Regions from separate parts of the Mus musculus genome. Here region 2 is linked to region 1. The links are chromatin contacts, found by Hi-C or POLR2A ChIA-PET in ENCODE. All regions are on one chromosome and are shown on one strand. The core of a region is the stretch at or near the end of the contact, and the rest is flanking DNA. Distances in the headings are between cores, read along the strand shown.

What was found. Hi-C counts contacts between places; a loop is a spot of excess contacts on that map. ChIA-PET counts read pairs that join two places held with the same protein, here RNA polymerase II (POLR2A).
Region 2: a loop to region 1 is called in a map of left cerebral cortex, with 8 times the contacts of the local background. The contact joins the enhancer-like site here to the promoter of Cyria in region 1. A Hi-C loop is called at or near these places in 6 of 37 maps with a recorded cell type or tissue (heart and left cerebral cortex). POLR2A ChIA-PET finds 5 or more read pairs at or near these places in 1 of 5 experiments (embryonic stem cell).

What each region holds. Positions count from the first base shown.
Region 1 is chr12:12,259,272-12,264,952 of GRCm38, reverse strand. It overlaps Cyria (CYFIP related Rac1 interactor A), which reads right to left and starts at 2,776. Exons shown (of 12, transcript NM_001146119.2): 1 at 2,715-2,776.
Region 2 is chr12:12,223,603-12,229,283 of GRCm38, reverse strand. No RefSeq gene overlaps it. Among named protein-coding and RNA genes, the nearest start is that of Gm40838, 11 kb to the left of the region's middle. Within about 2 kb of position 3,421, at least 1 of the 3 ENCODE cell types and tissues checked has a DNase peak (open chromatin) inside an H3K27ac peak, as active enhancers do; it is left cerebral cortex, where a contact is called at or near this core.

The DNA of each region.
Region 1 (5,681 bases), core at 1,527-4,026:
TCCCTGCACTGTACCTGGTACATAAATATGAAGCGTATAAGTAAGACTCCATGAAGACTCCACAAAATAACTTGAAAAAAATGCCACTAGTCTTGAATGATTATGACTTAAAATCCTAAAATTTTCAACCTGCCAACAGTGGCTCAGACATCTCTTTAACCTAAGATCTCCCAAGAAAACCTAAGGTGCTTAAGGTCTTTCAGCCTTCCAACGATTCAAATCATAGCAGGTAGTCTAATCCATTTCACTCTAAAAGAAGAAGCAGCACCCAACAGGAAAGATAAAGATGCTTCAAGTCTATTTGAAAGATAGAATGAGGTCCATGTGAGTGAACTGACTTCCTCTGGGTCAACAGCTGACCGAGAGGCTGTTGATACCCTTGTCTGTACATGTTGCTCTAATTCAACAAGCCGGAACTTTGCCATACAAAGGGGAGAGAGAGAAAATGCAAGGAAGAGAAAAAGAACCAGGAAGGGAGGAGCAGCTTCACCGCAGACTGTCGCGAACAGGGGACAGTGGGTGACAGATTCTATGGACTGGGTTAGCTCTCTGGGAACTCCTTACTCAGGGCTGGCTCTCTGTCCTTGAGTCATCCGGTTGCATCTAGGCCCTGGGAGCATAAGCAAAAGCAAACTGAATTCCTCTCAGTGCTGAGTAAAAACAGGAAGTCACAAGTGGCTTCACTCTGCTCTCAACTTGGGTCCCCAGCACTTGGGGTTCAGGATGTCCAAAGGGCATGGGAGGCAGCATGTATTGCAGGGTTAGGGGACTGGAACCCTTCCTAATTACTTCCTGGTGCAGGGAAGTCCTTTAGGAGACGGATCTGGGAGCACAGCAGGATGGGAGGCAGAGAGACCCATGTTTCAGCTCTGTGACTACCCTTCATTGATCAAATCTGAGAGCTGACTGTGTGCTCACATCAACAGGAGCCCATGGGAAACAGCTCACTTGCTCTGAGATTACTTACCTCAGATGCAAAGTGAGAGATGGGGGCTACCCTTCCCCTAGAACACTAGCTCCCCAGTGAGCTATCACAAGTGTTTGACATATCCAGAAGGATGCTACCAAACGGGATGCTACTGTCCCCTCCTCAAAGCTTGAGAGCAAGAAAGTGCATGGTAGCTTTATCCCACCCCTGCTTGTTCAGTATTCTCTCCTCACAGGAGCTAGGGGCCCACAGGAGGTGAATTCTGCCAGCCCCCAGCCTGGGCCCAGTGCCCATGTTTATGACTGTTTATTTCAGAGCAAGTAGAAAGAAGAAATTAGAGCCATAAAAGACAGGACAACAGACCAATAAAAACCAGCTCCCAGAAGAGTCAGGGGGAGGAAGAGGCAAAACTGTCACCATAGCAACACAAGACAGTCAGAAACAGGCAGGAAAAACAGCCCCTGGTCTGCCTCCTCTCTTCACACGAAGCCCTCACAACCAGTGTGTGAAATTTAGTCTGACTGGGAACAATCCTAACAGGCTGGTCTTCCCAAAGCTGAGGCCTGGCTAGGAGCCACCCTCCTCTTGCTGCTATGCACAGGTTCTCAAACTGCATGGTGCTAACCCAGCTTTCCCTGAGCCCTGGAGACTCAGCACTGTGCAGATAGCATGGGACAATCTGGAAGAGGTGATGATTGGTCAGAGTAGGGAAAGTTTCTAATAAGAAAACCACTAGGCTTCAGGGGAGCCCTATGAGCCTGGGGTTCTCTAAGAAGTAGGCAGGTAATCACCCGCATAGGAGGAGAAAGCATGCCCAGAAAAACTCAGAATGGTGGTTCTATCAGTACTGGACCCTTCCTCTTCCAGTAATGGCTGACAGGATTCTGGGGATCGTCACAGAGATGTAGGTTGGGGGCGAGGGTGAGAGCTTTAGCAGATTTAAATGGCAAATGCCCTAGACCTCGTCTCTGGGGACATAGGCCAAGAAGTTTAACAGCTTGGAAAAGGAATAGGGGACAGGCTGGCACATTTTTGTCAAAAGGTGTTCTTGCCAGTCTCTCAGCTGGCAAATAAGACAGGTGTGTCTACAAAAAAGCATGGCTGGCCTGAGACCAGTGCCTCGGGAAGTGGGTCAAATTGTTCCCGAAGCTCCAGCTTGGAAAAGTCTCCTCCTGCTGGACTCTAGTTAGGAGTTCTGGCATGAGGGGGAGTGAATACCGCGGAGGCGAGGAGGTCCTAGGCACAGCAGTTTGCCTGCTGGCTAAGCACCTCTGTGGCAGGTGGCAGCAAAAGGGTACAGGTGTGCAGGGGCCAGAACAGGCTTCATCCACGCTTGGGGCTACAGAAATATGGGGAGCAGAGGCATGGCCCTGGCAGGGGAACCCGGAGGAGGTAGATCGCGGGTCTCCTGAAGAATAGCTTTGGAGATGAAGGTTCGGGGGAGGGGCGGGGGGGTGGCGGTAGGGGTGGGAGTGGTTGAAGGGTGAAGGGACTCTTCTGGAAAAGAAATAAAATCAGGAGAGAGACCCGGAGAGAGGGAGCAATGGACGCACAGACCTCTGTGTTCGGGAACCAAGAAGAACAGTTCAAGACCGAGTCGTGAGCTAGCTGCCTCCCTCCCTCGCCCGGGGCTGCAGGGCGTCGCGAGCCGGACGAAGAGAGCCACAGTCGCCCCGCTCCACCAAATCCGGCGCCCGGGAGGCCCTTGTGCCTCCGCAGCGCCTTTCCCTGCCAGTCCCAGCCCGCGATCCCTGCCGCGCCCCAGCCGAGTCCGCACCACGCTCACCGGAGTCGCAGCCGCTGTCGCCGCCTCGTTCCTGCTCGGCCGCCCGCTCCGCTGCTGTGGATGCCTCTCCGGCGGCAGCCTCAGCCCGAGAGTCGACTTCCAGCCCCGCCCCGCCCCGCCCACGGCCCGCCCCACGGCCCGCCCGCCCCTCCCTGGCTTTGGAATCCCACCCTGCTGTCACCCGGAGGGCCGGTTCACTTCTAGCCAGGCTAGGCACTAGGATCTGCACCCAGGAGTTAGCACTGTACCTCCCAGCTAATGTTAATACTCTCTGCCTGGACCACTTGTCTTGCTATTCACTAGGAGGCCTAAATTCCTTCATTACCCACTTTTCCCCTCAGACAAACAAAATACAAACAAAACACCCCCAAAGACACACTCTCCATAGGCCACTGGCATACACTCACACTGATACTAGTGCTCCCCCTCCCTGGCCCCAGGTTACTTTGGATGGTGAACCTGCTTGCTCTCACACTTCCCTTGCCTGTCCTAGTAACACACGCCTAGCTTTAAAGGCCACCGTTATTGAATGTGATCCCAAAAAATGTCTTCCCAAATGATGCCTAGCCTATGAAATGCAACGGTCTTCTAAACAGTGAATTTAAAATTCTGCGAGGTAAGGAGAAAGTAGCTTACAGCTCTCATTGTCACAGATCATTGTTTTAAAACATCTGCCGAGGAGGTTTTGTACAGAAAGGGAGATTCCGGAAGCCCAGAGGACCGAGCTGTGCCAAACAGGTTGTGAGTCAGAGCCCCTGTATGTGTGTTTGCCTTGCAGATACCTAGGTTGGCTGCTCTTTTTCCCAGTCAGCCAACCAGAGAAGATCATTATACAATTTATACAGTATTAAACCTTCACAGTGTGTCAGGCCTTGTGCTGACAGCCATGGCTTCTTTGGGTAGTGAGTTTGTGGGTTGGGAACAGGAGGAAAAGCCTGGGGCTCCAACAGTGGAAGGTGCTTCAGGGAGAGCATTGCTCTATCCCCTTGCTTGAGGCCAGTATGAGTCCCCATGACAAATTTACTCCGCCTAAGTCTCCTGAGGCTCTTGATAGTCTGCGTTTCTGACAGGCTCCCAGGAACTGCTTAGCAGTAGAGTGTTTGGTTCAGTTTTGGCAAGAATTCAGACAGGATCTAGACAGGCACAGTCTAGTTAGAATAATATAGTCTCCTACATGGAAATGGTCCTTGGGTTGCATAAGTTTCTCAAGCTCCCTGCCCCCCACCTGTACTCATCTTATTTTTTGTCCATCTGAAGACAGTTTATTTTATGTTATTATGGCTCTATTAGAATTTTTCTTGCCATGACCTTAGCTTTGATTTGTTTGTCTGAAACACACAGACACAGATATACACAAGTAGACACATACACAGACATAGATACACACACACACATACACACACACATACACACACACATATACACACACACACACACATACACACACACACACATACACACACACACACATACACACACACACACACACACACACACACACACACACACACCTCCGTTGCACCTTTTCTCCTTTACTTATCCTGTCTGCCTTCAACTTTGGCCAGGCTTTGGGGAGGTCATGAATGAATCAGCCCCAGATAACAAATTGATACCTGGAATACTATATCATCTTGGAAGCTGAGCAGACCTTTCCATCTCTAGGAACACAGCTCATGTTGGTGAGTAGAGATTACTTGGTGTGTGCGAGTTCACTTTAGCACACTTGGAGGCGGCTTCTGTCTCAGTAATTGAGGGATACCTGGGTAGTATTGCTGAGTCCATTACGAAATAATAGGGCTTTCTAATTATCAGTGTGGAATTTAATAATTAAGTGTTTCTTAAGACACAATAATCAGATGAAATAGTCTTTCAACTTTATCAGTAATGCTAATGACAAGTTCAGAAGCTGTCATAATAAAGATTACAGTGAAATTAAACTGTCAATTAGGGGCAGGTGAGTTGAGACTTTGTTTTGGGTGGTATTCATTCACAGTATATACTGGTTCACATGAACTGAGCTTACTATCTAAATTCAACTAAATTCAAGAACATCCTTTTTGAGTGGTGGGTTTTTGTTTTGTTTTATTGTTGTTTTGATAGACTACATCAACTAAATTCCAGGAACTGTACCAAGGGATGGCTGAGGGCTTGTTCCAGGCCTTTGATATTCTGTCAGACCAGGCTATAACAAGGTGGAACAGGAAGGAGGATGGAATTAAAATGTTGCCGCATAGACCTGGAATAGAAGAAATTTACCATAAGACCAGAAGCTTCAGGGCGTCTTGTTAAATGCTGAGAGTCTTGTTAAATGCCCAGCCTCCAACAGGCAGCAAACAGGACAAGCAGAGTTCACATCGGGATGAGGGAGGTACTGCAGTATGCAGACCGTGCACACTGGAGCAGGGAGTGGAGACCCGGTGTGGGGTGAGCTGTACAGTGTCCCCACTAAGCCTCAAGTAAAAACAACAACAACAACAAACACCTGAAGATTCCTTAAGGATCCTTGGGACAAGCTGTGTGAACTCTAAAAAGATTATTCTGTCATTTGAAGCCATTGTCTACAAAATGGGACTTAGGAAGCCTGAGTTAGGAGATTGATGTGAGCACATATACCAACCGCTTTGGAACTATGAAAGAAGGGCTGGTGTAGAATGTCACTCTCTTGTGTGCTCTGAATTGCACTGTATGTCAAGAGCGTGCTAGGTTCAGATGCACTGGCAGGCGGTATCTTTCATAGATAGGGGCATGGTGGGGAGACTGAGGGACTCTGTATCCTGATCCGCTGTAGTACTCTCCGTCCTATGTGCTACAAGGGAACAATACTTTGCTGTCTCAGCTCACTGATCTCACCAGGAATTATGTTGTACTCCCCCCCCCCCCCCCGGCATCATTATAGTGACCTCCAGCAGTACTGAGTTTTCTTGCCAATGGCCGGCCAGGGTCCCTTTGTGTAACTAGGGGTTTCTA
Region 2 (5,681 bases), core at 2,172-4,671, 36 kb after region 1:
ACGAGACATTACCTCTGCCCCGTTTCAAAGAATATTCTTTTAGATTGAGAACTATGTAAAAGCTTATCATAAAAGAGGACCTGAGAGATAAGAAATAGCCATCAACATTGAAATAAGAGAGAATGTTTTTTCAATCTGAAGAGATAGCATGTTAAAATTACCTTGCAGTGCTACAAGATGGAACCAAAGTCTGTAATATTGTATATTGGTGAATGACACAGGAAGTACTTTAAATAAGGATATACAGAGAAGGCGGAGGAAAGTCAAAAGATGGAGTAAGAAATTATATTTTATTGTAATTTTACTTGGAAGCTATTGGAGATTTTGGAAAAAATTACTGATATCATTTCATGTATGTTTTAGAGACATTACTCTGCTTGGTCTTCCGAGAAAGAGGACAGCAAGAGAGAGAGAGAGAGAGAGAGAGAGAGAGAGAGAGAGAGAGAGAGAGAGAGAGAAATGGGCTGTACATGTTCTGTACTACTTGTTGCCATGGCTTAGCCATGCTAATTATATGACACGATTTGAGAAATAGAAAGTTCTAGAATTTCATAAGTGGAGCCATCAGCGCTTACTGAAAGGCAAGATTTGTGGGCGGAGGAAAAGACTGGAACAAAAGTGGGACCTAATTTTCAAGTGTAGGTTCTGGCTTTGGCTAGCTGGGGGCATAGCGTTGCTGCTGAATGTAGCTCAGATCCATTGGGGGAGATCTGAGGTGAGATGACTGGGCATTTTGAAGGAGGTAGGAATCAAAGTGTCTGCTCAGCTGTTGTATTTTAAATGTTTATTAGAAATTTAAATAAAGATGCCAAGTGGGAACTAACAGGGTCTACTCATATAAAAATGTGAGCTAACATTCAAATGCAGCAAATCTGCTAAAGTCTCATAAAAAAAAAAACCCTACAGCAAAACTTTAAAAATGAATAAAAATAAATGCATCCAGTCATGAGGTGGGAAGAGATAGGTCATGAGAACAGTGTGCACAAAGTTCTCCGGAAAGTGCACTGAATGCTCAAAGAACAAGGAAAGGACAGTGAGGAAAGGGGACATGAAAGCTGAGGATGACCGAAGAGTCCTGCCATAGCATGAGATCCTTTGGTTTCAGGTAAATTGCAGTACCTGAAAATTCTCACAACTAAAATCAAATTTGATTTTATATTATTCTATACACAGGTCTCAGTTCCCTCTTGGTTTCAGTTTTCTCTCTCCCTCTTTCCTTCTCTCTCTCTCTGTCTGTCTCTCTCTCTCTCTCCCTTCCTCCCTCCCTCCCTCTCTCCCCCCCCCCTCTCTCTCTCCCTCTCTCTCTCCTTTGTTTTATGTGCATTGGTGTTTTTCCCACTTGTATGTTTGTATTGAGTGTCACATCATCTGGAACTAGAGCTCCAGACAGTTGTGAGCTGCCTTGTGAGTGCTGAGTATTGAGTCTGAGTCCTCTGGAAGAACATCCAGTGCTTTTAACTGCTGAGCCATTTCTCCAGCCCCTGGTCTCAATTCTTAATTGCGCAAAACATAAACGAAAGGTCAAAGGGTGCACATATCAGCAAAAGGATTTCTGTGGAAAGAGAACACATGTGTCCTTTTGGTGTGAATGTCTGGCTACCAGCTGTCTGTGTGACCGGAGAAGTGGGTAGGTGCCCATGACCTTTGTTCCCTTTGTCTCTAAAGTTAGAGGGTGATGCTCTTGGAGCTGTTGCTCCCAGGCTTAGTTTCTTTTCTGTGGAAGAGTTGGCAGTTACTACCGCCCTGCACTAGAAATTCTGAGTTTCTAAGCAAGATTTTTTCTTCCATCCTTTGCTTTTTCTCGCCCCTTCCATTCTTCTAACATCTGGCCCGTTTTCCAGAGTCTAAAGAATTCTAAAGTAAAAGAGTGTACTGCATAGGCAACATCTTTCTTTAAATACAACCTCATGGGTTATTTTGTGTAGCAGGAGCCTTCCTTGACAATATAAAACATAGAGGCTCAGAGCTCATAATATTAAATTATATGGAATTTAATTCCATTTCTACAATTTAGAAACTATATTGGCTTGAGCAATTTACTTCAATTCTCTGTGTCCGTGTCTTCATTTGTACAGTGAGGTAATGGTGCCCATCTCATAGGGTGGGTCTTGGGATTACATAAATTAAAAATTAAAATGGCTGAAGCCCGGAGAAGAGGGCCATGTGTTCATCACTGGGTGAGCGAGCACCCAGGAACTGAGCTGCTGTCTCATGCAGGAGTCTAAGCAGATGGCTGGGTGGCCTCTCCTCTGGAATGTGGTGCCAGGGACTTCTGTCTCAAAATGGTGGTGACTTTGGGGGTCCCATCTGGCTCTGACATTTTGGTATTTGAAAAGTAATGAGACCCACTCATTTTAACAGTGGGCATCTTCTAGAATGGAGGGAGAGCATGGTCATCCAGCCCGGCTTTGGGATGGTGAGCTAAGCTCTGGGAGAGTCATACAATCAGAAAAAGCCAGAGTGATTTCCATCTTAAATACTATCTGCGAAATGCTTTAATGTCAAGACTCCAGCTGCTTTTCTGGCTTGCCTTTCCTACTTAGATTTAATTTTTTCTTCAATAATTCATCAGTGGTTATAGAAACAGTCTGATACAGAGAAAAGATCAGAGTTAGTGTTTCTAAATACAATGTTCAGTCCTTATACGGAGTGGTGGAACACCTCTTACATTCAGTTTCCCAATTTTATATAGAAATCAAAACAACTGTCTTGTGTCAACAATATGAGAATAACTTTAAACAACATTCAGGACTCTGCAAGGTAAAAATGATAGCTTTGCTGACTTGCCCTGCTGGACTGCTGACCCCACCTCTGCTCAATCCCAATTTCCATTTTAATTTTTTTTTTTTTTTTTTGAGACAGGGTTTCTCTGTGTAGCCCTGGCTGTCCTGGAACTCACTTTGTAGACCAGGCTGGCCTCGAACTCAGAAATCTGCCTGCCTCTGCCTCCCAAGTGTTGGGATTAAAGGTGTGTGCCACCACTACCCAGCTCAATCCCAATTTCTACTACATTCTAGAATTATCCATTAGAGTGATTTCTTTGCAAATAGATAGAAAAAAGATGTCTCTGTATTGGCGATAGTGTGTGTTGGTATTAGAAAATATTTATAACCTCCTGGAAACCAGACATCATTTGAATTCATGAAAAGTAGTTGCTACAAGTTCTAAAAATATTACTCATAAATAATGCTGTTTCCAGACCCCTTGTGCTGAGTCAGGTAACCCTGAGCCCTCTGTTCAACAGGCCTCTGATCACTCCTGTAACGCCAATGGGGAAATTAGCTAGTGCCAAGATATTTTTAACTGGTCTGAACAAACACATCTTCATTTGCATACAGCAAGATGTAACCTTAGCAACAGCGTGTATTTTTGGACACCCTTTCATTTAATGCAAATGAAGCCCATGGATGCACCCGGAATCTGGTGACAGAATTCAACGTGACCAATGCACGTGTCAGCAGACAGCCCTGGTAGCCCAATTTCCTGTCACTAGTACAGATCAGCATGGCCCCAGATGGAATAATTTTAAAACATCGGTTGTTCCTCTTTACTTTCCAGTCACATTTGACTATTGCTCCTGTTCTAAGTGGCCCGGGGTGTGGGAAAATCTGGATACTGCTTGTGTAAAGAATTACACTTTAACAGTGTGAAAGAGAATTGAAAGTGGCTATGTAGCTTCTACACTGTGACACAAGGGCGGTTCCCTACAATCTCTGAGCCAGTGTGTGCTAGAAACTCAGGGCACACATTAAGTTCATTACATCTTCTTGATTGTGAAAGTTTTTTTTTTAATTAGGTATTTTCTTCATTTACATTTCAAATGCTATCCCAAAAGTCCCCCATCCCCTCCACCCCATCCTCTACCCACCCACTCCCACTTCTTGGCCCTGGCGTTCCTCTGTACTGAGGCATATAAAGTTTGCAAGACCAAGGGGCCTCTCTTCCCAATGACGGCCGACTAGGCCATCTTCTGCTACATATGCAGCTAGAGACACGAGCTTCTGGGGTACTGGGTTAGTTCATATTGTTGTTGTGAAGTTGTTTTAAGTAAAACTTTTTTAAGTGCTTTATGGCTTTAGGTCAGAATTCTGTATGTGTTCCATATCTATTGGTTATAATACGATGCCTTGATATGTATTTACTGGGGTAGGAGGGAATAAAACAAGCTAACTAATAAGAGATCTCTTTGAATATGTCTTTTGTCACAAAGACATTGCAAATGAACTGCTAGTATGTTTACAGAGTTGAGAAGGGCATCTGTTTGAGGACATGCTCTTACAATTTGTTCCCCTCCTTTGTGTCTGCCACCTCCACTACATTTATAACATTGGTGAGTGTGTGTGTGTGTGTGTGTGTGTGTGTGTGTGTGTGTGTGTTTGTGTGTGTGTGTGTGTAGGTCACAAGTCAACATTTGAAGTCTTTTTTTATCTTTAATCGTTTTTTACAGTCCAGTCGTTGTTATCCTCCTCTCATTCTGCCCTTTGACAGTAGTTATCCTCCTCATCCCATTCCTCCTCCCCTGTCTCCAAGAGGATGCTCCTCCCCCGACATACTCACCTCCCCAGGCTTCCTCATTCCCTGGGGTCTCAAGTCTCTCAAGGGTTAGTTAGGTGCATCTTCTTTCACTGAGGCTAGACCAGGCAGTTCTCTGCTGTATATGTGTTGAGGGGACTGGACCAGTTAGTGTATGTATGCTGCCTGTTTGATGGCTCAGTATCTGAGAGATCTCCTGGGTCCAGGTTTGTTGAGACTGCTGGTATTTTTTTTTTAAGCACTTTTCACTTCATTGTCTTGTGACAGAGTCTTGCTGCACCCAGAGCTCATTGGTTTGGCTACACTGGCTGGCTAGCAAGATCCTCTGGGTTCTACCCAACATCGCCTCCTTCAAGGGCCAGGGTGACAAGGCAAAATTGCTACATCTGCTTTATATAGGTGCTGGGGGTCCCAAGCTCAGATCTTCCTGCCTTCACAGCAAGTATTAGCAGTTCTGAAGATGGGCTGTGGGCTTCAGATTTTTTTTGAAATAGAAGAAGGAGGATTCTATGATTTGGATAAGTTTCTTACTGGACTCCATGTGCTAAAGGATTGATCCCTAGGTAGTGCTAATTATTAGGAAGTACTGGAACATTTAGAAGTCAGGGCCTAGCAGTCATTTTGTAGGTCTGTGAGGACCTGAACTGGATGGGGTTGTGGGACTTTGTCCTCTGTCTTTGTGTCTTCCCTCAGGAGTTCAGCAGTTTGCTCTTCTTGCTTGCTTGTTCACCACCATTGGTCTCCAGCACAAATCAGCAGAAGCCGAAGGCAACGAGTTACTGTGTCTTGGACTGGGGACTCCCAAACTGTGGGCAAAAGCGAACCTTTACGTTTTGTACATTACTGTCTCAGGCATCTCATTATCTCGAGAAGTTGGCTAACACCAAGGTTCATAAACTTTTACCAGTTGTTGCCGAGTAACCTTTGGATGGGAGCCTTCTTTAAGGATGTGACCTCAGAGAAAGTAGTTCCTCTTCTTTTTGTAACAGGATTTCGTGATGTTCAGGCTGACCTTGAACTCCTGATCCTCCCAAGTGCTCGGTTTATAGGCTTGTGTTTAAAATTATGTCTATCTTTAAGAAAGTACAGAGCAAGAACCCAGTCAAAGGACCTGATTTGGGTTTAGAGGAACTTGGAGTCCTTCACTG